Regions from separate parts of the Mus musculus genome. Here all the other regions are linked to region 1. Evidence: chromatin loops called from intact Hi-C (ENCODE). Cell type or tissue: heart. All regions are shown on one strand. Each heading gives the region's core, and the rest is flanking DNA. Links, peaks and the distances in the headings are about the cores only. Region 1 has its middle 100 kb from the start of Gm40217. Region 2 has its middle 14 kb from the start of Gm40217. Region 3 overlaps Gm40217 (a long non-coding RNA gene). Region 4 has its middle 10 kb from the start of Gm40217.

Region 1 (7,434 bases), core at 1,587-6,586:
GCAGAATGTGGTGATTCTGGCCTGGCGTGGATGAACCATCCAAGAAGTAGCTGAAATCTGGATGTGTCAGCAAGGTGGGATGAAGGTGGCAGAGACACAGGTTGTAACAGAAGTACTCCTTTTATGGGTGAGAGGTCTGAGTCTCTATCGGAAGCTGAGGGCTAACTTAGCATGCTGGATGCCTTCATTGTCTCTGCAGTTTCAAAGCTTATCAAAGTTCTGGCACATGCTCAGTAGACAGCAGCTGAATGAGTGGATGAGAGAGAGTATTATAGGGGTGAGCTGTAGTGTTGATTTTTTTTTTTACTCCAAATGCTCATCAAATTTACGAGGAACAGCATCAGGAGCTTGTAACCATTAAGGGAAGACAGTGTTTGGTTACTTGTCCTGTTTCTCTGTGAAAGTACCCTGAAGGAAGCACAGTGCTTAAGAGTGCATACTGCTCCGGCGGCAGACGAACTATGTTAGGTTCCTAGCATCCATGTTAGGCAGCTCACAACTTCCTGTAACTCTAGATCCAGGGGATCTAACACCTTTGTCCTCTGAGGACACTTACACTCATATGTACAAATATATAGAGATGACACACTATATATGTAATATGTACACACACACACACACACACACACATACACATATATATGTGCATGCATATATATATACATATACATATATATTTATATATTTGTATATACTCATAGTTGGGTGTTTCAATCCATCATGGCCAGGTATCATAGCTTGAGACAGCTGGTCACATTGGATTCATAGTCAAGAAGCAGAACATGATGAGTGCTCTATGCTTAACTCCCCCCCCTCACACACACACATATACACACACACTTTCATTAAATTCATTACTCAAATTTATGTTTATGCTTTGCTACCTAAAATAGAAATAAGTTCAATAATCATTTTAACATAATTTATTTGACTCACAATCCCCCAGTGACTGATAAAATATTGTTAAGTTGTTGTTCTTGTTTGTTTTTGCAGTGTTCAGAACTAAACCAAAGCCCCACATACACTGGGCAAACACCGTATCCCTGAACTACCCCACCAGTCTGGTTTATCACTTTCTCCTGTTTCTATAGTCTAGGATCCCAGCACAGGGGATGGTGCCACCCACAGAAGCAGCTCTTCCACTACAGGCAATCTAATCTCTCCTAGGCATGCCCAGTGGTTCCCCTCCCAGATGATTCTAGATCTCACCAAGTTATCATTAACAAACATAGACAGTAAGCAAGCATTTAAAAATCTTTGATTAGTGGTGTGTGTGTGTGTGTTTTATATGTTGGTGCATGTAAAAGCCAAAAGAAGACATTGGGTAGGGTGTACCACTCTACCACTCACTGTTCTATTATCTTGACACAGTGTCTCTCACTGAAGCTGAAATCCCAGTGATCTTGTCTACCCTGGCCTGAGCTCTGGGTTTATAGAAGGGCTTGTGGCTTTGCCTGGCTTTTTAAAGGGATCCAAGGACTTGAACTCAAGTTCCCAAGCTTCTATAGCAAATACTTGTGTCTGATGAACCACCATCTCTGTCCCTGATAAGTATTATGAAAGTATAATTCTGTGTAGTGGAGACATAGGCTGTGGGTTCTTTTTAGAAGAAATGAAGCTTACATGGTTATGAGAAGAATGCATTGGCTATGGATCTGGGGAAAGCATGTGAAGAAGGCCTGGAAACGCCGGAGGAGCAGTGAGAACTGCATACAGCCAGAGTGTGGCACAGAAGATCTCCATAGCTAGAGTGTCGCACAGATCTCCATAGCTGGAGTGTGGCATAGTAGGCCTGGTTGTAATAACCAAGGTCTGAGCAAGGTGGGCACATTATGGAGGGTTGTAAATCATGCTTGGGAAGTCCATTCTGCCTATGTTAAGGCTAAAACAGCAGGTAGAAAGATTGGAACTAGGAAGATGAATTTTGGGCTGTTGCTGATGTCAAAGGAAAGATGCCGGTGGTTTAATGTCTTAAGTATTGGGATGCTGCAGAGTAAATAGGACACAGAGGGAACAGGGGACCATGTCAAAGGTGATCCCAGGATTCTGGCCTGAGCAGTCACTGTGACAGGAAGCATAAAAGGATGAGATTAGGGACAGGAGGATAATTAGTTGGATTTTAATCATGATGAACTTTCAAAGCCTATCAACTTTTCCAGTTGATTCAAGGATGATACATAGGCTTCAGGTCAAGGGTCAGGATCAGGGGAAGGCAAGCAGTCACATAGTGAACTAAATTTAATGATTCTTTCAGGGTCCCTTTAGTACAGGGTCAGCACATGAGACCCTGTTTCCTTAAATTTTATACCTTAGGCAGCTTGCTTACTTCTCTAGTCTCAGCCCTGTTCAGGGCAGAGTACAGCATTTTTGGCTGGAGTTACAAGTCTGGATACATAGATGGTAGAGTAGGTATTTGCCATTGTTTAGTTTCCCTGTATTGATTTCTTACTTCCCAAGGGGATTCAGTTTTATTTTGGGGGGACTTTCTTACTCTATTGTGTGTCTTGATGGGACATTGTGAAACAGGTTCCTGCCTCTCATAAAAGATCCTGAAATGGTCCCAGAAGAACACTCTTTGGGTACTAGAGCATGATTTGCAATCAAGTGTCGAAAACTAAATGAGACATTTGAAGAAGAAAATGAGCAAAAGCTACCCTGATGGGCGCTCTTGTTATCTAGGTCTCCTTAGTGGCAATATTCCATGCTAATAGAAGTGACAGCACACTGTGCTAGGAGTGTAACAATTTGAAACATGTACCTACTGTAGAAAGTTTTGTTACTGCTCCTGAAATTGTCCTGGGCTGGGGTGAGGACTGACTGGAGACCCAGGGCCAGGTGGGAAGGGACACAGTCTTAGGTAAGACAGACATTGTCAGAATCGGGCCAGAGGCAACAAAGGAAACAGAGCTTTGCTGATCTGTTGAAAACCACTGGGGGAGGTCTCACTGGAAATGAGTCGGAGGCTAACTACGCTGCTATTTTGGGCTCATTCAACGACAGGACCTAAATCAAACAGATGTGCTTTTGCCCTCGTGCAACACTCTAGAAGTTTGTCATATGAAACGTGGCTTCCCTGTCTACTTTCAAGGAAATTATCAACCCATCCTTAGCTAAAGGGAAGAGCAAAAGAAAGCAAGGGGAACAACTTTTTCCTCTCCCCCTCCTTGTCTTCCTCGTCTTCCTCCTCCTCTGCTTCTCTGTTTAGAAAGTGACCCGAGAACGAGACTGTCTTCCCCTACTTTATTTATGTTCCACTGTATGGCCACTGCTAGATTCAAAGAAGGCTGGGAAATTCAGCCCATAGTGTGCATGGAAGACAGGACTCTCCCATTTGGTTCATGTGGAGAAATTTGCTAATTAAAGGAAGAGAGGGAGGATAGATTGATTTATAGGAGTCTAGTGACTAGATTTTGTCAAACCCATTAATTCTCTTTATCTTCCCACTGAAGCAGGAGCCCTTTCTCTTCCCTCTGCCTCCTTATGGTCTTCATGGGCAGTCTGGCTTTAAGGGACGACCCGACATATACACTATGATAACACTTTGTTGCAGCCACTGTTCTAAGTTACTTATGAGCTGAGTAGTTCAATCCACAGGGAAAGTCTTTCCTTTTTCTTTAAATCTCTGGACTTGGGCTGAGGGAGAAGAGGAGAGAGAGAGAGTGATACCTTACACAGATTAGTACAACAGTTGCTATAGCTGTCATTTGAACTCTTTCTGATTTCAAGGTGTTGGTGTTTTCATTCTACCACAGGTAGCCTTCAGGTCCCTGATGGTGTGAGAACTGGCTGGGGCATGGGGTGGGGGTGGGGGTGGAGCAGGGTCAAGAATGATGAGTAATGGGAAGGTAGTGGGGTGAGCACAAGTAATAAGAGGACCAAGTACCCTCTTTCCCCCTCCCGTGTGTGTGTGTGTGTGTGTGTGTGTGTGTGTGTGTGTGTGTGTGTGTGAGTGTGTGTATGGTGTGTTCATAGACACATGAAGGCAGTCAGGAGAAAGACAGATTAAAAGACTATGCTTACAGGCACCTGTTTGCTGATTTATTTCTATGTAGTCTCTGCAGACCCAAGCCTTCCCTGACTTGGAAAGCATGGGGGAGCTGTTTGACAAAACAGCTGAGTCACCCAAGAGTCTGACCTTTAATGTGGAAAACCGTCACCAAGGACAGGGCTGAGGAGTAGCTGCTGGGTAATCAGGAATGGGGGTGGGGGTAGGGGTGGGGGGATAGGGTCCTGGCAGGACAAGGCAGTGGTCAGAGCAGCAGGGTGGGGAGCCAGAGTGCAGGCAAACTGATTTCCAGGAAGGAAATGCTGCCCCACCCACTCCTCCTCAGGCTGAGGCAAGGTTGCCTTGTTGTCTGGTTCCAGAGAAGGACCTCTCACAAGAATTCTATTGTCTGACCTTCAGAAATGAGAATAAAGTTGTTCCTTAAGGGGGACAATGAAGATCACAGCAGCCAAGGACTCGGGCCGGAAGAAGGAAGTCCTTAAATGCTCTAAGAACTTACAACAGGGGTTTGGGACAAGGGTTCAGGGACTACACTTCAGGAAAGGCTGGGCCTGGGAAGAGAGGTAAACTGAAATCTGTCCTGTTGGGTGCCTAGCCCACATCCTCGAAGGCGATGGTTCCTAGCTACAGAACTGGAGTGCCCAGCTCCATGTTCTTGCAGGCTATACTTCCTGCCATAGACCTGGGAGTGCCCAGGCCCCACTTCTAAAGAATGCCCTCTTCTGAGCCCAACAGAGCTGCTCACTCTTTCTAGAATAGAGTCCCACTGTCAGCAACCCAGGTCCTCTCTAGTGTGTCATGTTCCCATCTAGGTCATCCTCCACCTCCATGATCAAGTTCCATTGTTCCGGGAAGCCTTCCTTGATGGAGCAGGGCAGAAACACGTATCCATCTGCTTTATCTTGAGGTCACACTACTTTGTACTTGCACAGGATCATAAATTCTTAGGTGCTCAGTAAATAAATAAGTGCTGATAAATTAAAAGTTCTGAGGATCTTTAACTGCTATTTTTTTGGTAAAAGTTATCACTAAAAATTAAATATGGTCAAGTCATGTATGTTCATGGATGAAATTTACAAGACCTTTTGCTGTGTTCTGATTTTTGTGGTTGTTCTTGCTTCATGAAGTGTGACCACTGAAACTATTTGAACCTCCAGCTAGAAGACGTGGGTAAGGAATTCCCTGTCATCTACCTTTCTGCTTTCCGCTCTCCAGAGTCCCATCTCTAGGCAAGGGGCTATGGGGACAGATGATGGCCTCTTCCTGCAGGAAAACGCCCTGGGTCCACTCCTGAAACTCCTACAGGGATCTCAGAATATTTGCATTTTAAAAGGGTCACGGTTGAGAGGCCAGATGCCTTAGGGGTGGGACTTTTTCTAGAGCAGGAAATCAAGTTTTAAGGGCAAAGGTGCAGAGCTCTCCAGAGCACAAGAACAAAGGGCCAAAGATTCTTCGCTCAGCTTCCTTAGAGAACCCTCATTCAGCTTTGAGTGAAGACCTCTCCTCCTAATCAAAACTTAAGCAATGGGAGACGGGGGTGGGGGTGGAATGTAAATGCATACGGCTAAGAGAAAGAAGCCAATCTGCAATGCTGCGTGCCATGCCATATGTTTCTCACAAGATGACATATGTCTTGGTAGACATACCATAAAGACAGTATGAATGTCGGTGACAGACTGTAGTTGGGTGAGGGGTCAAGAGGCCAGAATAAGGGACAATAAAACTATTCTGGAAGACATTGCAATGGCGGATGCCTGACACCTAGTTGTCAAAAAATCCACAGAGTGCACAATACAAAGACAATCCTAACGTAAGGAACAGACTTCAGTCAGGAAGTGTGTCAATGCTGGCTCAGCGTTAACTGTAACATATATGCTGTATCAATGCAGGATGCTGATAACAGGGGAGATAATGTGGCCGCAGGGGTGGGATGGGGGAGATCCTTGGGAATTCTGTAGCTTTTGATAATTTTGTCACTAAGTCTGCAGCTTCTCAAAAAATAAAAGCAATTTTATTTATAGGAAAAAAAAAGAAACATTTCCCTGATCATGCCTAACATTTACATTCATATCATATATTTACATGATGTGCCACACACAGGTACTGTCCTAAGCAATTTGTACTATCAATGCACTACAAATGTTCTCAAACCAAACCCATGACACAAGCACAGTCACACTGGCCTCACACCATTGACAGGGGAATGAAACTCAGACAGGTAGGTGAACTTCCCCTGTGCCACACAGCATAGCAGCAGGGCCTGATTTGGCCCCAGGCAGTTTGGCTCCAGAGTTGACACCAGGATGTAAGGTCCTTTGCTGGTCAGCTGTCTGTCACCCTGAGACACATATGTCACCTTGACAGACCCCTGAGTTAACGGATGCAGAGAGACTTTTCCTTCTTGCTCACAGTCATTCCTGTTGCGTCACACAGTCTGCTAGCCCCTTTGGAATGACAGTGAGGTAGCAGTATCCTGACAGGGACACACAGCACAGAAAAAGCCTTTCCTTCATGGTCAAGGAGCAAAACAAGATGTGGAAGAGACCGGGGTCCTACAGAAATTTGGGGACATACCTCTAGTTACCAGATTTCCTCTTACTAGGCCCTACCTCTCAGAGTTCTGTAGTCCCTACATCTCTAGCACCATAATGGGGATAAGCCTTTAAAAAATTAATGAATTTACATCCTGTTAGTAGTTTCCCTTCTCGCCTTTCCTCCCAGTCCTTCTCTCCCCTCCCCCACCAGCCACTCTTCTCCTTTTTGTTTCAGACAAGAGGAGGCCTCCCAAGGATATTAACCTGCCCAGGCCTAACAGGTTGCAGTAAGACTAGACTCCACCAATTTCTCTTCTCACTACTGTTGATTCGACATCTTTCCTTCTACCTCGTTCTCACTTGCCAAGCTTTTACTGAGCTCAATCGGATGAAATTCTCACTTCTGGGATGGAATCTAATCCAAGCCAGAGATTAGAACTCATTCTGATGTCTTGAAGATAACTTCTCTGCTAATGAGGACGAAGAGAGGAGTTGCTGCATGGTCCAGCTTCCCTTGATCACTTTATCATTGCTGTTGGACCATTGGACCGAAAGAATGGCTCACCACCACTTCCCGTTCACTGTGATTCCTCTGATCACAGTCATAGACTGGTGAGTGATTGGTCTGGATTCCATTCTTAACAAGAAGACCCCTGGAAAACTTTGCTTCCACTGGGGCCATAGGAGCTGGAAAGGGGGCTGTCCCCTCCCTGAGCTCTGCAGGTAGCCTATCACAGAGTTGAGTAGGATCTAGAAACCATGTATATAGAAGATGCAAGTGAGTGGAAGTGTGAGGCCCTTGCCTCTATAACCAGGTTCTAGAGCAACTATTTTTTTCTCTTTCCCCCTTTGTGGCCCATTTTGATCGAGGTCCTTTCAAGTGCTTTCTTTTTC
Region 2 (7,434 bases), core at 1,044-6,043, 120 kb before region 1:
TCTCTAGAACCACTCTTCCTCCCCCCACCCCAACATACTATTATTTAAATGTATGTAAAAATCACAGTGAAGGCTGGGGAGATGGCTCAGTCAGTGGTTAAGAACACCAACTGCTTTTTCAGACAGAGGTCATGAGTTCAGTTCCCAGAAACCACATGGTGGCTTACAACCATCTGTAATGGTTGCCCTCTGCTGGTGTGTCTGAAGACAGCTACAGTGTACACATATACATAAAATGAATAAATAATTTTAAAATCACAGTGAACGTTTGTGGTGGGGAATAAAACACTGCTGTCTTGAGTAACTTTGGTGATGAATGAGATCTACAAAATTAAAGGCAAAATGAGATGTGTTCAAGTCCTTGTTATGGTTTGACTCTGGAATGTCCAGCACAGGTTCACGTCCTGAATGGCTTCTCCTCGGCTCTAGATGCTGTTTTGAAGAAGTCAGATCTAGCTGGAAGAGTAGGTTACTAGGAATAGGCCCTTAAACGCTATGCCTGCCTCCTCATTCTGGCTTGCTTTTCTGCCTCCTGTGGTCTATACCATATGGCAGTTCCCACAGGGATGGATCGAACTGTTCCCCTGTGATAGGCCCTCCCTACTGTGATGGACTGCCTCTGAAACTGAGCCAAAATAAATCCTTCATACATTAAGTTGGTTCTGTCAGGTATGTTATCAGAGTATTGGAAAAAAAAAAAAAGGAACCAGTACAGAGATTCGGCATCATAGAGGTGTTCTGGTACTGTGTTAAACTGTGGGAAATAAATTCTAGTAAAGTATGGAGGTACAGGATAGAGAAGCCCTGTGATGTTATTAGCAGAAATGAATAGGTGATTCTGATGGGAATTTGAGGACCAGAATGCTGTTAGAAACGTGGACAGTAAAAATTATGCTTGTGAGATTCCACGTGAGAATAAAGTCTATTGGGAACTGGGCTAAAGACGACTCATGCTACGGCTGGAAATAAAGACGAGTTCAAGATAGCATCACCTGCAGGCTGTGGTATGGCTGTTGCTCATTACTTTTAGCCAGCTTTATAGTAAGAATAGAGAGCAAAGAGCAGAGCAGAGGAGAAATTGGAAAATCATGTAGAAAGGAGCCTGCAAGTGGCCAAAGTCAGATGATGCAAATGAAGATAGGATGAATACAGTTGCTAAGGAGATTAAGGTCATTAGGGGAACCCATGAACTTTGTACCAAGACAAAAGGGAACATACACTGAAGGTGAGACTCTTCTCCCATCAAAGGCTCTAGGGTATAATTATGCTAAGCAAATTGGTGCCCTGCTGGGCAAAGACTGCCTACAAAAATGTTTTTTCTTGTCCAGGAGCCAAGCTATATCTCAGGCTCACAGTAGAACACGATGCTGTCCAGAGGACACTAGTGTTGCAGTCCTGAAGAATGCAAGAGACATGAGAAAAGCCATTGAGCCAATAATATGAAAATTATTTCTGTGTTTCTACTGATATAATTCAATAACAGTGGGAATACACCAGGAAGGGAATATATACAAATTTCCATACAAGTGAATTCCAAGCAATTTGTAGATCTTCTGCCCAAAGGAGTTGGAAAGTAATGTGGCTTGTGCACAGTGACTTCCTTTTGGAGACTATAGCAGAGGGAGGAGGAGGGGGAGGGAGAGGGAGAGGGAGAGGGAGAGGGAGAGGGAGAGGGAGAGGGAGAGGGAGATGGAGAGAGAGAGAGAGAGAGAGAGAGAGAGAGAGAGAGAGAGAGAGAGAGATATTTCAGTTAGGCTACTTCTAAAACACTTTCTCATGCAGGTAATGAGGGTCAGTGTGACCGTGACAGGACATGTAGACAGGTAGACAACATTTCCCCTGCTGTTTTTTGATTGCTTGGCTTTTCTTTTTTAATAGTGGGGTCTCTCTATAGCCTTAAGTCTTAGACTCTTCCTATCTCAGCCTTCTGAGTCCTGAGGGTTTCAGACGTGTACTATCCCGTCTGGTGAACTCATTATGTAGCCCAGGCTGACCTCCAACTCACTGTGATCCTTCAGCCTCAGCTTCTCAGGTTTCTGGGATTGCAAACATGCACCACCCTGCCTGGCTGACAACATGTACTTTTGACAGGATACGACCAGTGACACCCTATGGTGTTTCTCCTTCACGCCCCAGGCCCCAGCCTGTATCACCATGTTAAGAGATTATGCTTAATTAAGTGACAGTCTGCAAAAGATGTGACCAGTACTCTGTAAAACTCACAAGGCCATAAAAACTTGAGGACAGCTTGAAAAATAGTTACAGGCTAAAGAAGCCTGAGGGACAGGGCAACCCAATGTAAGGTGATATCATAATGGCATATTGTAACATAAAAATAATAACTAGATTAAATACTAACAAATAAAGTATGGACTTCAGCTAGTACAAAGCACACTAGTATTCATCCATTAACTGGGATGTGGCACATTACTGTGTATTGTCAATATTTGGAAAAAGTGAATTTAAACTATGTGGGATATTGTTTTACTACCCTTGAAAGTTTTCTTCTGTAAGTCTGAAACTATTTTAAAATGTAAAAAAATAAAAAAATAAAAAATGAGATAATGCCATAAAAATTGTTTGGCAAGTAGTTCATATTAAATTATTATAAATGATAACTGGATTGAGTTTTTAATTCAAGCCAATTGCCCACAAGGATAGCATTCAAAGAAAGACCCTCATAAGGCCTGTCTCTACAGAGGCTGAAATTCCAAGGGCACGGGTGCTAGCTGGTGCCAAGGTTTCAGAGAAGGGCAAGCATTATTCATTAAGAGACAGGGAAAGACACTCCCCTTCTGAAAGGGCAGAGGGAAACAATAATGACCATTTATTGAGTCCTGAACTATAGGAAAGTGCTTCATCTACTCTGAGTGCTCTGCCTCACGAAATCTAACAACTCTAAAGGGGGTGGGAGAGCAGATACAGCATTCTCCCCATAAAAGCTCAGGCTCAGAGAGTTTAACAACCTACCTACCAGGTCATTAATTGTACATTTGTGTGACATAAAGTGTGTTTTTTTGGATGTGTGTGTAGAGGGAGAGAGAGAGGGAGGAAGAGAAGGAGAGAAAGGGAGAGAGAGGAGGGAGAGGAGAAGGAGAAAAAGAGGAGGAGGAGGAGAAGAGAAGAGGAGGAGGAGGAGAGGAAGGGGAAGGAGGAGGAAGAGGAGGAGAAGGAGGAGAGGAAGGAGAAGGAGAAGAAGAGGAGGAGGAGGAGAGGAAGGGGAAGGAGGAGGAGGAGAAGAGGAAGGGGAAGGAGGAGGAGAAGGAGAAGGAGAAGAAAGAAGAAAGAAGAAGAAGAAGAAAGAAGAAGAAGAAAGAAGAAAGGAAGAAAGAGAAGGAAGAAGGAAGAAGGAAGAAGGAAGAAGAAGAAGAAGAAGAAGAAGAAGAAGAGGAGGAGGAGGAGGAGGAGGAGGAGGAGGAGGAGGAGGAGGAGGAGGAGGAGGAAGAAGAAAAGAAAAGCTAGGGGGGCTCCCCTCTGTCCTGAGACAGTCAGTGCTCAATGATGCCAACCTCCCATTGTTCCAGCCTTCCTCCTTTCTCTCCTCCCCTCAGTTTGAACCCAGGGTCTTGCACATGCTAGGTGCTTTAGAACTGAACTATAGTATTAGCCTTCTGCCTAGCAGCATTCTTAACTCCTGAAATCTGTAGAGCAAGCACAGGAGAGGGATTAAGTTTTCTTAATTAATTAACTAATTATTAATAAATTATTTTAATACATATGAATGTTTTGCCTAGATGTATGTCTGTGAACCATGTGAATGTCTGATGCCCATGGAGGCCAGAAGAGGGCATCAGATCCCCTGGGATTGGAGTTAGCAGTTGGTTGTGAGCCACCATGTGAATGCTAGGAACTGAACCTGGGTCCTTTGCAGTAGGCAACAGGTGCTCTTAACTGTGGAACCATCTTTCTAGCCCCTGGAACTGAGTTTTTTGGATTGGGAAAACTGGTAGAGGAGACAGAAACAGAAACACTGTTGAAAGGAGAAATCACAGGATGTTGGAAGTCTAGTTAGATAGAAAGGATAAATTCTAGTGTTTCACAACACACAAGGGTGACTGCAATTCACAACGCCTTATACTGGTAGATTTTATTTAAAAGGTACAGAAGTGCAGGATTTGTAAGCTTCAAACACAAAGAAATGGTAACTGTTCAAGGAGGAGATGGTAATTACCTGGACTGGATTATTACCGAAGACATACAGGTGTCAAACAGACATAATCACACTATATTCTGTAAAAATGTACACACAGATGAAAAACCGCAAAAAGAGATATCAGAAGGACTTGGCTTCCAAAGGCCGTGAGAACTTTTGTCGGGTTTGCTGAGATCTCTGGGGTCAGGACAAAGGAGTGGGTGGGGCTTTTTCTTATTGGTTAACATTATTAGCATCATTCCCTCCCTGTCAATCCCTTCCTGCTGTGCTACCTACTCTCATCCACTCAAAAGCCCTGGTGGCTGCCCCAATCTGGGCCACTTCCTCAGGGAAAACAGGATGTCTTTTGCATGCTGGAGCCAGGTCCCCGGGTATTTGGGGTGGGAAGAGACTGTCTAATGGGTGAACCCTGAGCTAGGCACCAGAGAGGAAGCCACGTTTCCGGGACTTGAGGAAACTGCCATTTCCTCCTCTAGCAGGAAGTGGCCTTGGCTATTCTCAGCACCAAGGCTTTGGCCCGCAGAGCAATGGAAATCACAGCCTGGCGCTGCCTCTGGCTTGCCTCCTACAGTTTAACAATCTACCAGTCAAAATAAACTGTCTCCTTAGGTCTCCCATGCATAGTTAAGGTAATAATTGAGAGAGAGAGAGAGAAGCCAGAGGCCTGCTTCAGCACAAAGGTACCGAGAATCTTTTAAAATGCCAGGCTGGTCTTGGCTTCTGGGGCCTCACTAAACTGCATAATTGAAGCATTGAGAAGACAAACCTGGAAGTTATGTGATGGCTTCTCAAATACCCAGTTGATTTGGAGGATGAGACTGTCCGTACTTTAAAAATACATGGGTAAGTCCTGGGGAAGCCTCATTGTTCTGGAAACTGGAGAAGGAGTGAGAGGGAACCGAGGTCCGATATAGACTCCATCAGACAGCTAGTTTTCAAAAGCTCACAATAGTGTAGACTCCACTTCCCTGCTGATGAAATGACCCCATTTACCTGGGAGTTTCTCCGAGTCAGAGAGGTCCTGCCTCTCCTTTTACCATCCTCATGTCCACTGTTTCCAGAGCCTGGGAGACTCAATCTCCTCTTCTCTCTTCCAGCCTGGAAGTGGTCACCCTGGAGACTGAGCATAGTCACACTCTGCTAACCAACATGGACCCACAAACAAACACAGTTGATCCTTCTGTTCTGATAAGGACAGTGACAGAAATAACTGTGTGCTGGGCAGAAAGCTGCTCGTGGGAGAGGGGAAGGAGTCTGCCTGAGGGGGGTCAGCCTGCTGAGGCTGCATTTTAATGTACCTTTGTTAAGGAGGATACCAGGTCACCCAAAATACGGCATGTATCTCGTGTGTGTGTGTGTGTGTGTGTGTGTGTGTGTGTGTGTGTGTGTTTTGTGTATGTGTGTGTGTGTGTGTGTGTGTGTGTGTGTGTGTGTGTACCAGAATGCAGTGCACACTAAGCCCAGAAGAGGATGTTTGATTACTTGGAGTGAAGCATCGAATTCTGGTCCTCTGCAAAGGCAGTGCAGAACCATCTCTCCAACCCCATGGAATCCTTGGCAGGAGATGTGATAAATGAGACAAAGGCCCCACCCTCATGGAGAGCTCATATTTTGGAGAAGGAAGTAGAGACAAATAAAATCAGATAAAAAAAGTCACTTTGCAGAGAAGTAAGGCAAAGTTGGTTAGAGAGTGAAGTAACTCGGGATCAGGTAGGAGAAAAGGCCGTGGGAAGAGCTGCAGGCAGCACTGAGGATCTGGCCAAAAGTGAAGAAGGAATGAAATGTTCTTCTGACCCACATAGGGATCCTCCCTATTCGTGGCACAAATCACAATAGCTTGGAGGCCCTCTCTGATTATGTGGAAAATTCCAACTTGGGCTCATAAAGTTCTCTACCTTGGTCCTTTCTGGCCACTGTTCTTGAAAGCCTGGGTGTCAGACATACTGTTGGACATAAACAGCCTCGTGGTTAGACCTCTGGCCTTTCCCTAATGATGGGAAGTTGCCTGAGTAAGAAAGCTGGTGTCTAGGAAAACACAGCTCATGTGTAGAGGTGGCTCTGGAAGAAAAAGCAGGGAGACTAGGGTTCCCCAGCCTTGGGGAAACAGGTATCACGCTAGAGGGAGACCCCTGTCACTTGTCTAGTACCCTCTGTGTGCTAGAGTGATGTTTAGCAGGGGCCAGCACGACCAGGGCCAATGAAAACCCAGCCCTGGCCCTGAGCACTCACTAATCTTAGAGTTTAGCGGGCATTTAATAGCAAGGTAGGCGTTTGGATGCCATTCCAAGAGCTCTAGGAGGCATTTGAGTCACCCAGGAGGCCCTTTGCGATGAGTTACAGCAAACTTTGCCCACGCCAGCTTGTGCAGTAAAGAGTTTATGAGCTCCCTATAACTAGGATTCAAAGATGGGGAGGCTTCTGATGTTGCACCCTTGAGGGCTCCTGCCAGTGAGCCAAGGATGCTTTGGCTCCACCCTCCTGCAGACAGATGCATTCCATCCCTCATTCCAGTTTACCTCCAGATCACAACGTGGATGCCAACAGGCATGGAAGCCATGTTTTTTTCTTTTCTGAAAGCCATGTTTTCTTATTCATGTGGTCATGTGATTGAGAGCAAGAACATCATCCCCTCCACCTGAAAAGTCAAGCTGGGGCCCAACTGAGGGCCTTTCCCCACATCCACCTAACCTCAGTGACCGAGAGCATGCAAAAATCAGAATGCCAATCCCAGTAATGGAGCCAAGGGCGTCAGCAGAATTTGTGAACTTGGCTCATCTCCAGAGGTAGTGATAGGCCAGATGGAGAATAGGAGGATGGACACTGGAAAGCAGCAATAATGCCCACTGCAGGTAAAAGATAGATATGACTGGAATTACATGTTTCAAGGGGAATCCCCTAGAGAGACTGTTGGATGAAGCATACAAGGAAAAGGACTCTTTAGTTACTCAGGGGAAAGGCAGTAGTGGCTGGATTGGGGTAGGATTAAGGGTCCTGGGTAACAAAATAAAAAAGGGTTAGATGTAAACCTATCTCTGACATCAGCTCCCTGACCAGTGGCAGTCCTTCAACTTCTCTGTGGATTGTTTTGAAATTGGAAATTAGAGATAGAAATTCTTAAGGCTCAAGATTAGAGAGGAGCCAGTAGATGTGCCCCCAGCACAAGGTGTTATTACTACTCACTGTAGCGTTTAAGGGCCTCCATCTTTCATGTCCCCATGGTACTCGGTGGTAGATGAGTGCTCTTTCTACCATGGGCAAAGCTCTCCAGAACCGGAAACCCA
Region 3 (7,434 bases), core at 1,182-6,181, 110 kb before region 1:
CCTAACTCACCCTCAAGTTCCTGACGGATTCTTTAGTTGTTGTCCCATACACACACATACATGTGTACACAATATGCAACCTACTGAGTCCATGTAGTGTTGCTGGTAGCTACACATACATAGGGCTGACCACTTGGGACTGCATAACCTGCCAGTGAGCTGGTTTCTGGAGAGAGCTGATTCCCCCAGTAGCTACTGATGGCCTATAGTGCTTCATCTAGGGTCGAGGCCTTGTGAGGCTTCCTGGTTTGAGCTTTGCACGTCAATTGGTCTGATCATTAGTCAAGATTTGTTTGGGTAGCCATATTGCTGAGTTTTCATGGGCCCAGCTGATCCTGAGATGTAAGTAATTTGTACAAATGGCAACAGCAGGATTCAAACCCAGGTCTATCTGTCTCCAAACCTAAAAACAGTGCCATCCAGACTTCCACCGTTGCTTCAACCTGCGTGTCTAAGTCAATTCCAACAAGTTTTTGCTTCTCATGTTTAAATCAAGGTCCTCCATGTTTTACCTATTCTGAAGCGTTTAGAGTGTCACTATGTAGCCCTGGGTAGACTAGACAAGACTGGCCTGGAACTCACAGAGACACCTCTGCCTCCCAAAGATATGATTAAAGATATGAGCCACCATGGCCAGAAATTCTGAAGGATCGAAGTGAAGCAAAAACGTAGACAGAAAAAAGTCACTGGGTTTATAGTCAACATGTACCTCCGTCTGCCAAAATCCCAGCCACCTCCTCTCTGGGATTTTACTTTTGTTCTTTTAGCATCTTAATACATTATCGATTGATTGATTGGGTGGTTGGTTGATTGATTGTGGAGGCATGTGTGCAGTGAGCTGTGGCATTCATGTGGCGGTTAAAGGACAACTTGAGGTGTCAGTTCTCTCCTTCCACCATGTATATTCCAGAGACCACACTCCGGTTGTCAGTGACTCTGCCCACTGAACCATCTCGCGGGCCCTATAAAGGTCAAAGTTATAAGGCAGCCTTTCTCAGTACCTTTTTCCTCAATTGCCTGTTTAATAGCTTTAGTTTATCATTGCCTCCCACTAGCTTGCAAGCGTCTTAAGAGCACAGATAGTTTCTTAGAACTGTAATAGTCTCAGTACTTAGTTGGGGGATAATAAACATTAATTAGATTTTGGCTGCATGATTGAAAAGTGCAGGATTGCATGAATCACAATGATGGCTCTGTTTGATTTGCTATTAAGTGCTTATTGAGATGGCGCTTAATATATGAGTGTTATCTCACTCCAACTTTGTTTTGTTTATTTTGACAATTGAACCCAGAGTCCTACACACGCTAAGCACATGCCCTGCACATGCTAAGCACATGCCCTGCACATGGTAAGCACACGCCCTGCCCTTCAGCCACATGCACAGCCATGCACATTGCCCCTTTCTGTAACAGCGTTCTTTCTCCTTTCATCCTGTGAGATCATGAAGACTCCGAGTGCCTCCCCTCTCGCCCCCCGGGAGACAAGAGCCTGTGTGACTCAACAGAGTGCTCCTTAGCCGATCCCTCCAGGTCCCTTGGCACAGATTATATTCTCCTTCCATCCTGCTTTAATCACCAGAGCCCCCAGTCCTCATCAAGCTCCCCGCCCTGTCTCAAACCAGTGCTTAAATGACACCAGTCTCTCAGAAGAAACAATGTAATTTTTCTGACCCTGGCTCACTCCTGCCTTTACAAATGTGAGATACTCAACAGGATCTTAGCAAGCTGTATCAGAAGACAGAACTGTACAACAAAGGCTGTGGACAATTGTGTTCCCATTTCCCTGCCTTTTTTTTTTTTTTTTTTTTTTTTGTGCTTTGTGGAATTGCTCTCCCAAAATATTCCCAATGCTTTATTTACTTAGACTTCAGGTTTATTTTGGGCTGAACTTTCCTGGAGCTGCGTCTTAGGATGTGCTTCGTATCCTGCTGCATTGCCATGTGACTTCAGCTCATCCAGGGAGGACCCGGGGCCCAGAGGATGTCAACCTCCTCTCTGTGCAGCCGAGACAGAGATGACCAACTCAACAGCTCAGCTGGAAATGTGTCCCAGAGGAAAGCCTTTGTGTCCTAGTCACCAAAACTATGCACAATAGCAGACACAAACCTTGTCAACTTTATCAGTTCTGTGTGCCAGGGACTCTGACGTGGCACAGTTTCCAGTGTCTTAGTGATCTGTGACTATAAGTAACTCAGACACTGAAAGACTCAAGTGGCCAGCCAGTGCTGGGAATTTTCTCATGTCAGGAAATTTTGGTGGTGAGGCATGCTAGACGCTTAGCAACTGGAGCACTGCGGGGAAGAAAGTCAGCCAGGCAGGAAGGGAGTGTGGGAACAGACAGGAAGATGACATGCGGCATGCTTTCGTGCTGGACAGCTCTATGTGGAGTCCCTCCTCCTCATAGCCTCAGTTTCCTAACTGGCAAACAGAGGTGATGAGAGCAGGGCACACAGCATGGGCTCTGGGTGCCAAGTCTCATGCCCTTCCCAACCCGTGTCTAGGGGAGGTGAACTGAGGCTTACCCAGTCTGTGCTGGGTCTACTTTGTGGATCTGAGGATGTTAGTGAACCATCAAAGCTGGGACTTGGAGTTCAAGGACTCTAAGGATATTGGAAAAGGACCACTCAGAGTTAGCAGCTCATTCAAGCATTCTGGATTCACACTGGGTCATAGTGTAATGTAGTGTAATGAAGTGCTGGGGGTCTCCAGAAGAACCCAGGGTATACCCGTGAGTCCATTACTGAACTAGCAAGTTTACAACTCCTAAGGTGCTATTTGCACTTTTTCTTTTTGGCAGTGGGTAGGGAAGCAGGGGATGGGGAGAAAGGGGTAGAATGGGGGAGAAGAAGGGGCAGTCAAAAGCAATCAAAGATAAAACCACTGTTTTATTTTGAATCAAAGTTGTGATCCTGTCCTGGAGAGATAGTTTAAGGGTGTGTTCTGCTCTACCGAGAGCCCCAGCTTGGCTCCCAGCACCCATGTAGGGCCATCCCAACCATCTGTAACTACAATTCAAGGTGATCTGGTACCCTCTACTGGACTCTGTGGGCACCTGTAGTCACGTGAGCACAAACCCACATGCACACAGAAATTTTATGTATTATTTTAAAAAAATCCTTAAAAAAATGTACTGGTAGAAAAATGTCTCTAGACGGAACACTTCATATGCTATCACTGCCTTTCAACTCCTGAACTGTGCAACAATCTCTGTGACAAAATAGCTATGACCTGGAAAGTGTCCTTTGAAGGACAGTGGCAGTCTGATGACAAAAGCTGAGCAGAGTGTTTGAGGTGGGAGCTGAACTACATGACTTTATCTGAGTGCCATTTTCCCTTGGCTTGGAAATGGCTTGGAGTGGCTTGGAGCTAGCTACAACACTGTGCTTATTGATCCTTGGGTAGTTGGCGGGGGGGGGGGCAGCGGGGGAGGGAGGCGGGAGAGAAGGAGGGAGGGAGGGAGGGAGGAAGGGAGGGAGGGAGGGAGGGAGAGGAGAGTCTTCTGAAGGCTCCTATGTGAAAGGTTTGGTCCCCAGCCTATGCACTATTGGAAGGCAATGGTACCCTCAAGAGGTGGGACTTAGCAGGGGTCTTACCGTCACTGGACACACTTGACAAGGATATAAGATCACAAGCCCTCTTCTCCCCCTCTTTTCTCAGCTGGGGTACATGTCTCGTCCCACCATGATAATGTGGCCTCTCCACAGACCTAAAGATAATGGAACTCTTAGATCGTAAACTAAAACTTGCAAGATTTTGTGTCCAAATAATCATTTTGTTACTGCCTAATGATTTATAGCAAATTTTCACTATAGTGATGGAAAATTACCATAAAAGACCAAAACGGGGTTGGATGCTTTTCTCCAGCTTTTTTATAAGATTGCCAATGCCCTCTAAAGGCTTAGCTGCTTAATGCTGAAGCATCCGGAGGCTAAGTTTCAACACGAACTTTGGAAGGGACACAAACATGCAAACCACAGCTATCAGTTTCAGATTCCACTCTGCAGCAAGCTTTTAAGAAACCAGCACTTGTCACATTTTGGTGGACTATCCAAGGGGAATATTTGCACGTAGGAGTAGTCCACTCACACCCCTCCCTTTCCTATTCCGGTTCTGTGTGAGGCCAAACTTTTTCACACAGTTCAACCAAATAACAAATCCCTATGGACAGAATTAACATGAGATACCAGAATCTGTTTTGCTTGCTGGTTAGTCGGATCCTGGGCAGGGGATATATAGACTTCAGTGGTAGAGCACTTGCTCAAAATGTGCAAGGCTCTGAGTTCAATCTGTATTACTATAAGAAAGAAAAAGAAAAAATAGTCAGATGTTGAAGATATCTGTAAACACGTGAGACGATGCAATCTTTCTTAAGAATTTTTATGTAGTTTTTAAATGTATAACTATCATTTAGATTGACATGTAATAGATTAGTCATGTATAATTTAATTAATATATAATCTTTCTAAATTATAATTTATAATATAGTAAGCATTACTAGATACGACACATTCTTTGGAATAATCAGGCTTTGTTTCATTATGTTTTAAATTTATTACATGCATGTACGTATGTATGTTTGTATGCATGTATGTACGTTCCTCAAAGCATGTGTGGAGGCCAGAAGACAAATTACAGGTCTTGGTTTTCTCCTTCTACTTGTGGGTCCTGGGGACAAACTCAGGTCATGCGGCTGGGTGACAAGCACCTTTACTCCCCGACCGTCTTGAAATCTCACTTTTAAAAAAGGTTCGTTTTTATTTTATGCGTATGACACTTTTCCTGCATATATGTAAGTGCACTTTGTGTGTGCCTGACACTCGTGGAGGTCTCAAGTTGCCACCAGATGCCCTGGACCTGGAGTTAGGGATGGTGTGAAGACATAAAGATTCTGGGAACTGAACTCTACTCCTCTGCAAGAGCAGCACAGGCCCTCAACCACGGAGCCACCTGCCTCTCCAGCTCCATGCTTTTTCCATGCTTTTTGTGTCCCAGTCGCATGTAGCCTAGGCTGGCTTTGAATTCACCATATGCCTAAGGCTAGCCTTAGGCTTCCAGCCTTACCTCCAAGTGCTGGAATTGCGGGTGTGCACCACCACATTGGGCTTTTAGGTTATTTTGAAGAGCACAAAATTTCATTCCAAATATAGTTTTGGTTATTTACAGCTTGTGCTTAGACAAATTACCTTTTCTGTGCTCCACTTCCTTCACTTGTTAAACAGAGATTATTTTACTCAAGCTCTTGAGACAGGTTATGAAGACCAAATGGAGATTCATGTCTATGAAGTGTTGAGAACAGCTGCTGGCCTCTTGCAAGCCTGTATTGGTCGTACAGTGCATTGGTTATAATAATACAGCAGAATCACGTGATGACCTGCTTCCTCCAGGCTGAGAGGCTGCCAAAGCCGGGCCTCCGTGTGTTTCCTCTCTGGTTTCTAACACTTCACGAAATATTTACTAGGCAGTCAGAAAATTTGGTAAATGAGTTAGAAGCTGGGAAAAGGCACAGCAACTTCTAGCTGGGTTTCTGATAGAGAATCAGATTTATGGATGAGGAGGTCTAATTCCAAAGACTGAGTCTGTAAGGTGGGGCGGAGTGTGACAGAGGTGTGGAAGCTGCGGGCAGGAAGTGGTTTGAGGTATGTGGGGAGAGAGAGGAGAGCCCTGGGTGGTTGCGGTAAGTTTTAATGGGGGGTGTGTTCCATCAACCCTGTGATACCCATTATCTAATGGGGTGGTGCGACAGGCTGCGTGGGCACAAGGGTAGAGACCGGCTCCACCTACCGGTGGGGTTGGGTAACACAACTGGCCTTTTTTACCTTGACTTGTAGTGGGGGATGTCTGTCTGTCTCTTTAGATCTGATCTAAAGTTACTAAGATAGGGGTGTTTAACACAAGTCTCTGATAGTTGTTTTCACTGTTGGATATTGAAACTAGGGGCACTGTGTATGCTTGGAAGTGCTCTACCACTGAGCCACACCCCCAGCTCCTCTACAGATTTTTCAGATCTACATTCTACACGAATAGGGTCGCATTCAGCCGTCACACGTGTAGACTCTCACGCCGAAGTGATTTTGAACATGTAGGAAGGAAAGAGAAAGCATTATTCAGGGTGTGCTCTGGGCCACGCTGCGGTTATGCTTCACCCTGTAAGTGCCCCAACCACCTTGTAAGAAAAGGAATTTCTCAATCCAGGCTTGGGCATATGTAGTGTCTAAAGGATCGGTGGCCTAACTGGGATTTGAATTCACATCTGGGCAAATATCACACAGGCTACCCTTGGAAAAACAAACTATTCTATTTGTTATTATTTACATAATGTACACTTAGTGTGCACAAATGAGAAGCATTTTTTATTAGATATTTTCTTTATTTACATTTCAAATGTTATCCCCTTCCCTAGTTCCCCTCAGAAAATTCTCTATCTCCTCCCCCTCCGCCTGCTCCCCAACCTACCCACTCCTGCTTCTTGGCCCTAGCATTCCCCTATACTGGGGCATAGAGCCTTCACAGGACCAAGGGCCTCTCCTCCCATTGATGGCTGACTAGGCCATCCTCTGCTACATATGCAGCTAGAGCCATGAGACCCACCATGTGTTTTCTTTGATTGGTGGTTTAGTTCCAAGAAGCTCTGGAGGTACTGGTTAGTTCATATTGTTGTTCCTCCTATGGGGCTGCAAACCCCTTTAGCTCTTTGGGTACTTTCTCTAGCTCTTTCGTTGGGGACCCTGTGCTCTGTCCAATGGATGGCTGTGAGCATCCACTTCTGTATTTGCCAGGAGAAACTTTTTTAAAAAAAGACAAAAACACCCCCCCCCCAAAAAAAAACTGAGGAGCAGGTGAAAAGGGAAAGGTACCCATACATTCACCCACTCAGACACAAGACCATGCTAACAATGTCTGGCCTTTTGCAGCATCTCCTTCAGAATTTTCTAGGCATAGTTTTGCAGCCAACATTCTTGTCCAACAATGTATCAGGAATCGTTTTTTGTTATATGAACCATACTGTTTATTTACCAATCTTATCTTTTAAATATTTAGTTTACATGTAGCTTTTCACTAATATAAAAAAATTACAATAAACATTTTTGAGGTTTGATCTTTGAGTATGGCTTATTTCCTTAGGAGAAAATCCTGCAAAAATTGGATTGATGATAAAATGCAGTTTAACTCTAAAGACATTTCAGATTAATGTATTGTCAAACCGTCACCCCCCGCCAGGGATGCTGCAAATTACTTTTTAAATGCCAGAGTTGAACCCAAGCACACAGCAGGCAAATGCTCTACCACTGAGCAACATCCCCAAGCCAAGTTATAACATTTTAAATTCTTACCAGCAGTGCAAATAATCCTGATTTTGTATCCCTGCCAACCTGTTTATTGTTATTAAATCCATGCACTTTATATTTTACCTTCTTATTTCTTGGATCCAGTTCA
Region 4 (7,434 bases), core at 1,043-6,042, 94 kb before region 1:
CACCAGTCGAACCCCTCCAACCTCAAGTGACCTCCTTCTGGTACCCAGAAGGCCTGTCGAGCTTCTGGGTGGAGTTCTCACATCACAGGAGCTTCCAGCTAGATGGAGCAAGACCAGCCGGATCTTTCCCCTTTTAGGAAATCCATCCAATTGGAAGCTTCTTCAGACAGGGCTTTTAGGGGAGTGTGGGACCAGTGCTTCAGACGCAGAGGAGACAAGAATGTTCTGGAAGAGATGACAGCCAAGTAGTGGTTGTGTTAAATCCTGCATCATATTTGAAGGGTGGCTTTTTTTTTTTTTTTTTGGTTTGTTTGCGTCAATTACAAACTGCTTTAATGAAAGACACATTGTCTTTCTTATTCGCAGACCTTATATAAGAATAACAAAAATGAGGGCTGGTGAGATGGCTCAGTAAGTAAGAGCACTCACTGCTCTTCTGAAGGTCCTGAGTTCAAATCCCAGCAACCACATGGTGGCTCACAACCATCGTAACAAGATCTGAAGCCGTCTTCTGGAGTGTCTGAAGACAGCTACAGTGTACTTTCCATGTAATAAATAAATAAATAAATAAATAAATAAATAAAAGAAAGAAAGAATGAATGAATGAATAAATAAATCTTTAAAACAAAAACCAAAACAAAACAAAAAAAGAATAACAAAAATGATGACAGACATGGTGTATGAGTTAGAGAACATCGGAACTCAGTCTGACCCGTGCCACTACTCTCTGTGGTTTTTACTAAAGTTTTATTCCCATTTAATAGATGAGGACAGATTTGAGAAGGAATGAAGGGTTTCTCACCACTGAGCTTGTTTTTAGGCCCAGTTCCTAACTGTGGATTTTATGCTTGCTCTTTAAGAAGTAGGGACAACAGAGGTGCAGAGGAACAGGAACATTCTTGTCCCCGTGCATGCTGCATAGTAGGGATCACATAAAGCTAGCTTTCTGGGTTTTTGTTTTTTCGGGGGACAGAGTCTTACTAAGCAGCTCAAGTTGGAATCAAACTCACACTTCTATTTCTATTCTCTCAGGTTCTGGGATTACAGGCAAGTGTCACTACGCCTGGTCCACAAGCTCTCTTGCTTAGGTTCTTGGATAGGCTTTATTCACTGAACTCCCTTCATGCTGATACTTCCTCAATTGGGGGTCTTTAGAATGCAACATGATATCCCAAGCCAAGCAGCCACACAGAGATGCTGTGCTGGCTGAGCCAACATGAGAACTTCATGTCTCTGATGAGGTAGGTTCTTATTCTCAGTATATAATAGTGCATAGGCAACATTGCTTGCCTTGGTCAACTCTAGGGATCACAAAATCAGGTTCTGAGCCTGTGAGACAGCCAAGAAAGTCCAGTTTAGTAAAGGGATGAGGGAAACGCCCTCCTGGGTGGTCCTGGGGAGAGAGGAGCAGCTGCTGCTTTTGTCTGGCAATGCTTTTTCCACTTCAGGGACACAGGCCTGAATCGGAGCCATGGACATTCCTGGTCTTGCCTTAATTCTTGCTAGAGGCCGGTGGTACCAATACACACACACAGGAATTTTTGACAATTCTTGCCTAAAGCTATTTGCTGTTCATCTGGTCACCTTGAAACTATCACCTGGGGAGAGGAAGACAAGAATGTATAGGACACCATTTCTCCAACTAAGTAACTAATATTGTAGGAGAGACAGATTAAAGTTATGTTAGCAATTTTATAGGCTTGTGTGTGTGTGTGCTTTTCAAATGTATCAGTCAACATGTGAAACACACATACACACATGTATATATATACATATATATATATACATGTGTGTATATATATATATATATATATATATATATATATATGTATATATGTATATATATATGTTTTGCAGTTTATCTGTGAAAATATAAAACCATGGAATTTTGATAATTTAGGTGAGGTTCTATATAGCATAGAGTTAGAAAATGTCAGACTATAGATTTGAATTCCTGAGAAATAAAGTGCTGAAAAGGCTACCAGCAAAATCCTGACTAGATATAAATATATGGCATGGGGCATAAATCACCACTGGTCATTTAGTAATTTTTATTCATTTCCCAATAATGTCTTGGGAGCTCATTAGGTGAGGAATCCCATCTATGGCCTCACCGCCTTGAATGTGTCTCCTAATGAGGGTCTCGAGGCAATTAGAAGAAGAGTAACTTCCTCATTGGTGGAAGAGTGAGCTGAAAAAATTAATGAATCCCAATTTAAAATCCTGGTCTGATGAATTAATAAAGAGTTATAAGAACAATTTTTAATAGAAAAATATAATGGAAATTGTGCTTTTTCTGTCTCAGATAAAGCTGCAGACACAGACTGAACTGTTTTGGCTGGCATTTTATCAGCTCAAGACTAGTAACACTGCCTGTCTCTTTATCTTCATGAGCTCCGATTAACCAGTAACTACCAGTTCACAGAACTTCTCAGAAGTTCTGGGGATTGAATCTAAGGCATCAGCAAGCAATCTGCCACAGACACAGAACATTCTTAGCCCAGTTCATTGAACTTCAGTAATCAGGTCTCGGGCAATTACCACTGTGGGACTGGCAGTGAGCTGTGCTCTGGGGATGTAGAGACAAAACAAAACAAAACACCACCCTTATTATTTCAAGAAACTTGCCATCTCAGAAAGGGTGGCCTATCCGAATAAGTGTTTTAGAGCATTTCCTTTTAGATTAGAATGAAACGGTTTCATTGTGGACCACTCTAAGAAAGAGGAGTAGCCACTCAACCTTCAGAGGCTAGAACTGTTGGAGACACTCAGGGTGGGCCTCCTGGAAGATGACTGAGGCTGGGGAAGGCCTTGGCATAAGGAAAGCTCTTCCCAATGCAGTGAGGGGGCTGTCTTAGACCTGGGTCCTGGAGGAAGCAGGAAGCCTGGGAGGCCAACAAGAAGGAGATGGGAAACCTGACCCAGCTGCGAGGAAGATGGAGAGATTATTGGGAAGAGAAAAAAAACTATGTCGGGTTGCTGAAGAATATTAAAAACACAGTAACTTTGACTTAAGAAACGGGCGCTGCTAGATAAACCTCTTCTCTGGCCAGTCTCTTGGAAAGGACTCTGAAGGCACAGCTAACCAAACAACCATTGCTCCTGGCAAGGGCTTTCCACCAGGTGAATGGTTTGCCATATTTCCGATTCCAGGAACTGGCTGCAATAACACTTATGCAATGATAGAGTGCACAGGGCCCGCCTCCAGGCGCCTGGCTGCGGGAGAACTTGGCAAGCCTGGGCTCCTCTGCTGCTGAGTGGAAAGTCCAGCTTTCCTGCTTTGCCCGAACTTCCCTTGGATGGCGGGCTTTAGGGGAAGTCAGAGAAGGCTGTGTGGGCCGAGCCTGAGCTTTGGCAGGGAAGACCAGGAGGGTATGCAAGACGAGAGAGGATCATCCTTTAAACTTATTATGTATTAGTATTAGCAGCAGCAGCACTAGCAGCAGTAGTATTAGCATTAGATAAGCAGGACACATAGTATTTGTGAAAGTTCAGTTGCCTTCTGAAGGCTATGGACAGAGTGAGGACTTGGGAGCTAAAACAGTCTTCACAAAGACCTTAGGGAGGTCACCCAACATCTCCAACCCTCTGTGTCCTTGTGTGCACACTGGGAACCACACCTTACCAGTCTACGAGGCATAATGAACGACAGCAGCTAGGACCTTCCTCAGCATCGCAGTAAATGTTAGTTGGTGGCTAAAAGCAACACAGCTCTTTAATAACTGTCAAGTGGTTGGGGACAAAGGAAGGCAGAAGGCCATCCATCCTCTCAAAGGACAAGTAAGGAGTGCATCTGCTTCAACAAAGGCACACACACTTGATAGGCTAGGATGAGTCTTAGTTTCTGAATAGTTGCAGACCAAGTGTATGCGAATCAGCTCATTCTCAGAATAGGGGACTTTCCAATCCAAGGTATCCCGGTGGCTTAATGTGAGCTTGTTGCTGCTACTGCGTCTAATTCAGTGCTATTGCCTCGCCAAGAGCTCCTGTGAGGGAAAGAGATGCTTCATCTGTGTTCCTTCAGAACCTTTGGGCATCTTCCTTTTTTTTTTTTTTTTTTTTACAAAATCTGTTCATAACAGATTAGCCATGTCTATTCAGAACTGGAAGCAGCATAAATCACCACTGATAGACAGGAGAATAAATACTGTTCGGTATTATTTCATAACACTACCTCAGTACTAAATGGCATAAATTCTCAATTTCATGCAGTAAGAAAGAATAAAAAAAATCATAGATACGCTTTTAACTACCAAAAATTATTGAGGAAAATGAGACAGAAGATAAATTCAGTTTATAGATAGTCAAGGTCTGAAAGCCAAAGCTATGGTAACTAAAAATCCAGGTTGATGGCTAGCTGAGCCCTGAGTGCTGAAGGCAGAAACTTACGAGATGTTGTCAGTGATTCTGGGAGCATTTTGAAATTGAATGACATTGTAATTCTGGGTTCCAGCATGACATGATGGGGTATGTCTGTAAACCTAGAATGTGGGAAGCTGAGACAGGAGAATTTCCAGTTGGAGACAAATCTGGGCTATAGTCCAAACTGTGTGAAACATAAGAAAAGCTGGTTAGGAAAGGAAGGTCTTAACACTCACCAGATCATTTGTTTAAAATCTGTTCATTTTAATTTATGCAAACTGTTACCTCAGTGATGTGTGTTTCAATGCAATTCAAAGTATGTTCTCATAATGGAATATTTATCAGATATAAAAACAAGTTAGCTACTGACTGATTCATGCAACACCCACCATTGGGTTAAATCACCTACCAAGAGCAGGCAGTGGTTCGTAGCATTCACATGAATTTGTTTAATGAGCAAAATCCAACAAAGGTGCTGAAGTCTGATCATTGGCTGACTGGTTTTGGACAGTGTGAGGAGACTGAATAGAAAGGAGAGTGGCATATATTCCTAGGACAGTGGAGACTTTTCTCATCATTAAACTGATCTGTTTGCAGGCTCCCGTGTTTGTGTAGTCTGTGTAGATTATACATTTGTTGTTGAGGCAACTGGACTTGTAAATTAGCGTCACATCCTTTGCTTCTTTTAATTTACTTTTTATTATCTTATGTGTATGTATAGCCTGCACGTGTGTATGTATGCCACATGCAAGTCCCTTGTTTTATAGGTCAGGGAACCGTGGCTCCAGGGTATCACATGGTTCACCAAATTTGTATGCCTGGGGACCCCAATCTAGTTACCCAGATGTGACTTTCGGTCAGTTACTAGCTCTCTCTGAGGAGGTGTGTGTGCCCCTTCTTGCATACATGTAGGAAATGCCCTGTGGAGGACCCCTAGGGGCTGGGCAGTAGATGGGATTTTGTCACTGAGTGTGAACATCCTGTGACCGACCTGGCGTGGATGTTTTGTGCCTGGGTGCAACTGTGTGGGATAAATGCTCAGACGAGGAGGCTCCCTTGCTCTCCACCCTGGCTGTGTGGGAAGGAATTCTGGGTCACAACCACAGCCAGTAGAATACCAGCAACATGTTCTTCAGCGACGACGTGCGCCCACACAATCTACCAGCAAGCCCTTAGTCTTAGACAAAGGGTTCTATCGAGAATTAGCCAGGGACTTCCTCATGGCCATCCTGTGGCCTCTCCTCATCCTCCAGTCTCTTTGGCAGTACCCTGCACTGTTATGCAGGAACATCTGGGGTCCTGATCACACATGCTCTGTTCCAGTCAGAAACAAGCCTGTCTTTCCAGCTAGCTAGGATGCAAGCTAATTTAGGTCATCCTGGTTGATCATTTTTTTCAGGCTGTTGTGTGGGATAATGGGGATATCCATTGACATCTTATTTTTATAAAGGTAAAGTGGGCCTCTCACTTTATAGAGCAACAAGTGATTTCCCCATTGCTCCTCTTGGGGGGATGGTGAGCTTGAAACCTCACTCTGTTGTCTCAAATTGGTGCTGCTGCTTGTTAACGGCTGATCTGAGGGGCCTTTGAGGTTTATATCTAAGTGCTGGTGAGACCAGTCAAAGAAAACTCTTTCCCAAGGAGAAAGCAGTGGGTGACTAGGCTCTGAGATGGGAAGTGTGGGGGTATATTCAAGGGTCAGGGGGAAGCAGTGTGGCTGGGGTGGGTGGATGGAGGTGGCAGAGGGTTGGGGGCATAGACTATGGATGGGTGACAATCTGGGCAAAGCAGCTCCATCGCTTCCAAGAAGACATGGTCTCACGGGAAGGCTCTCCTAGGACCAGTCGGAGGCACACTGTGCACTTTCTCATTTTCCTGGTTTCCCTGTAGCCTAGCAGGTAAGTGAGACCGGACCAAGACCACAAGCTTCTGTCTGGCCAGATGGGCTTTGTTGTGGCCACTCAAACTATTCAATGCAAGCCTGTATGAGGAACACAGAGGAGACTAACGTCTCTCAGCCTCATTGTCTTGGAAGCAAAAGAGAAGGAGATGGAGCGAGAGAGTTCAACCTTGCTGGATATTCACCAGAGAGGACTGCTTGCATATGGATTTAAGCCAATAGAAAGTCTTAGCCAGCTGGTGACGACACGGGGTGTTCTGGATCCTAGTGTAGCGCTGCGTCTTTCTCAGGGTGAGCTTTTAAATACAAAACCCATGTTCTAGGTTGACATACTTCAGTTAACAAGAACAGTTAGCCAGAAGCGGAACTTCAGACGCTAAAGAAGTAAGGTTAGTACGTTTTGAGACTTTCCCAGAACTACGGATTTGATGGATTAGGCCTTTGTTTTAGTTTTGGCAGGTGGTGCTGTCTATGTGCTGAGTTTTACTGCCTGAATGGTACTTCAATCATGGAGTCAGTTGTGTTAAGGTATGGGGCCCTGTTACAAACCTCATCGGACCCTATCCTGTGTGCTCAGTGTGGCCGATGGCTGCAGCTCACCGTTCCCAGTATTTTCACACATGGTCTATTTCTGACCATCTTACAGCAACTCAGTTCCCTCCATGCTGTCCTTCAAGGACAATTTTTGGCTTCTTTTCCAGCATGTAGCCTTCAGGGAAGGCAGAAGGGCAGGCATAAACCATATTTCCTTTGTCATTAAGTCTGACTAGGGACTGAACTATTAAACTGACTTGCTCCATAAGTGTCCATAGAGCTTATAATTAGACAATAATTTTTCAGCTCTGGTCCAAAGGCTTGTGTGCAATAACTCACTTAAAAAATGAAAGGCGTGTCCCTTGTGGTTGCTAAGAGCAGCCATACCCAAGCACTGTTTTAAAGTGGGAACTTATGTGTGCCTTCTTTTTTTTCCACAGACCCTGAGCCCTGGGTGTGGCTCATTTTGGTACTGCTTTCTATACTGTGTTTGGTTCATGATGCTTTCAAATCTACTGCTTTGCTTGCTCAACCATGTGGCCCTGGCCATCAACTTTATTTTGTCTACTACCACTGAGACTCCGTCTCAATTCTGAATTCTACTGTCTCTCCCCTAACCTCTGTGGATGACTCCCTAA

What was found. Peaks named below come from ENCODE experiments on the same cell type or tissue, not always from the same donor. Only the 100,000 strongest peaks of a DNase experiment are listed, where the experiment ranks them.
Region 2: a loop joins it to region 1, with 2.6 times the contacts of the local background. A loop is called at or near these places in 4 of 42 quality-filtered maps.
Region 3: a loop joins it to region 1, with 2.4 times the contacts of the local background. A loop is called at or near these places in 4 of 42 quality-filtered maps.
Region 4: a loop joins it to region 1, with 2.2 times the contacts of the local background. A loop is called at or near these places in 3 of 42 quality-filtered maps.

The regions. Positions count from the first base shown.
Region 1 is chr4:105,419,689-105,427,122 of GRCm38, forward strand. No RefSeq gene overlaps it. Among named protein-coding and RNA genes, the nearest start is that of Gm40217, 100 kb to the left of the region's middle. In heart, for the core only: a CTCF peak has its summit at 4,086; a DNase peak (open chromatin) is centred at 4,353; H3K27ac peaks cover 290 bases.
Region 2 is chr4:105,301,625-105,309,058 of GRCm38, forward strand. No RefSeq gene overlaps it. Among named protein-coding and RNA genes, the nearest start is that of Gm40217, 14 kb to the right of the region's middle. In heart, for the core only: CTCF peaks have their summits at 3,774 (motif pointing right) and 4,486; a DNase peak (open chromatin) is centred at 4,527.
Region 3 is chr4:105,311,292-105,318,725 of GRCm38, forward strand. It overlaps Gm40217 (a long non-coding RNA gene), which reads right to left. Exons shown (of 4, transcript XR_867967.1): 1 at 7,410-7,434; 2 at 4,185-4,294; 3 at 3,594-3,706. Among named protein-coding and RNA genes, the nearest start is that of Gm40217, 4.1 kb to the right of the region's middle. In heart, for the core only: CTCF peaks have their summits at 3,869 and 5,788 (motif pointing left); DNase peaks (open chromatin) are centred at 2,000, 4,020, 5,420 and 5,740.
Region 4 is chr4:105,325,787-105,333,220 of GRCm38, forward strand. No RefSeq gene overlaps it. Among named protein-coding and RNA genes, the nearest start is that of Gm40217, 10 kb to the left of the region's middle. In heart, for the core only: a CTCF peak has its summit at 3,225; DNase peaks (open chromatin) are centred at 1,415 and 3,205.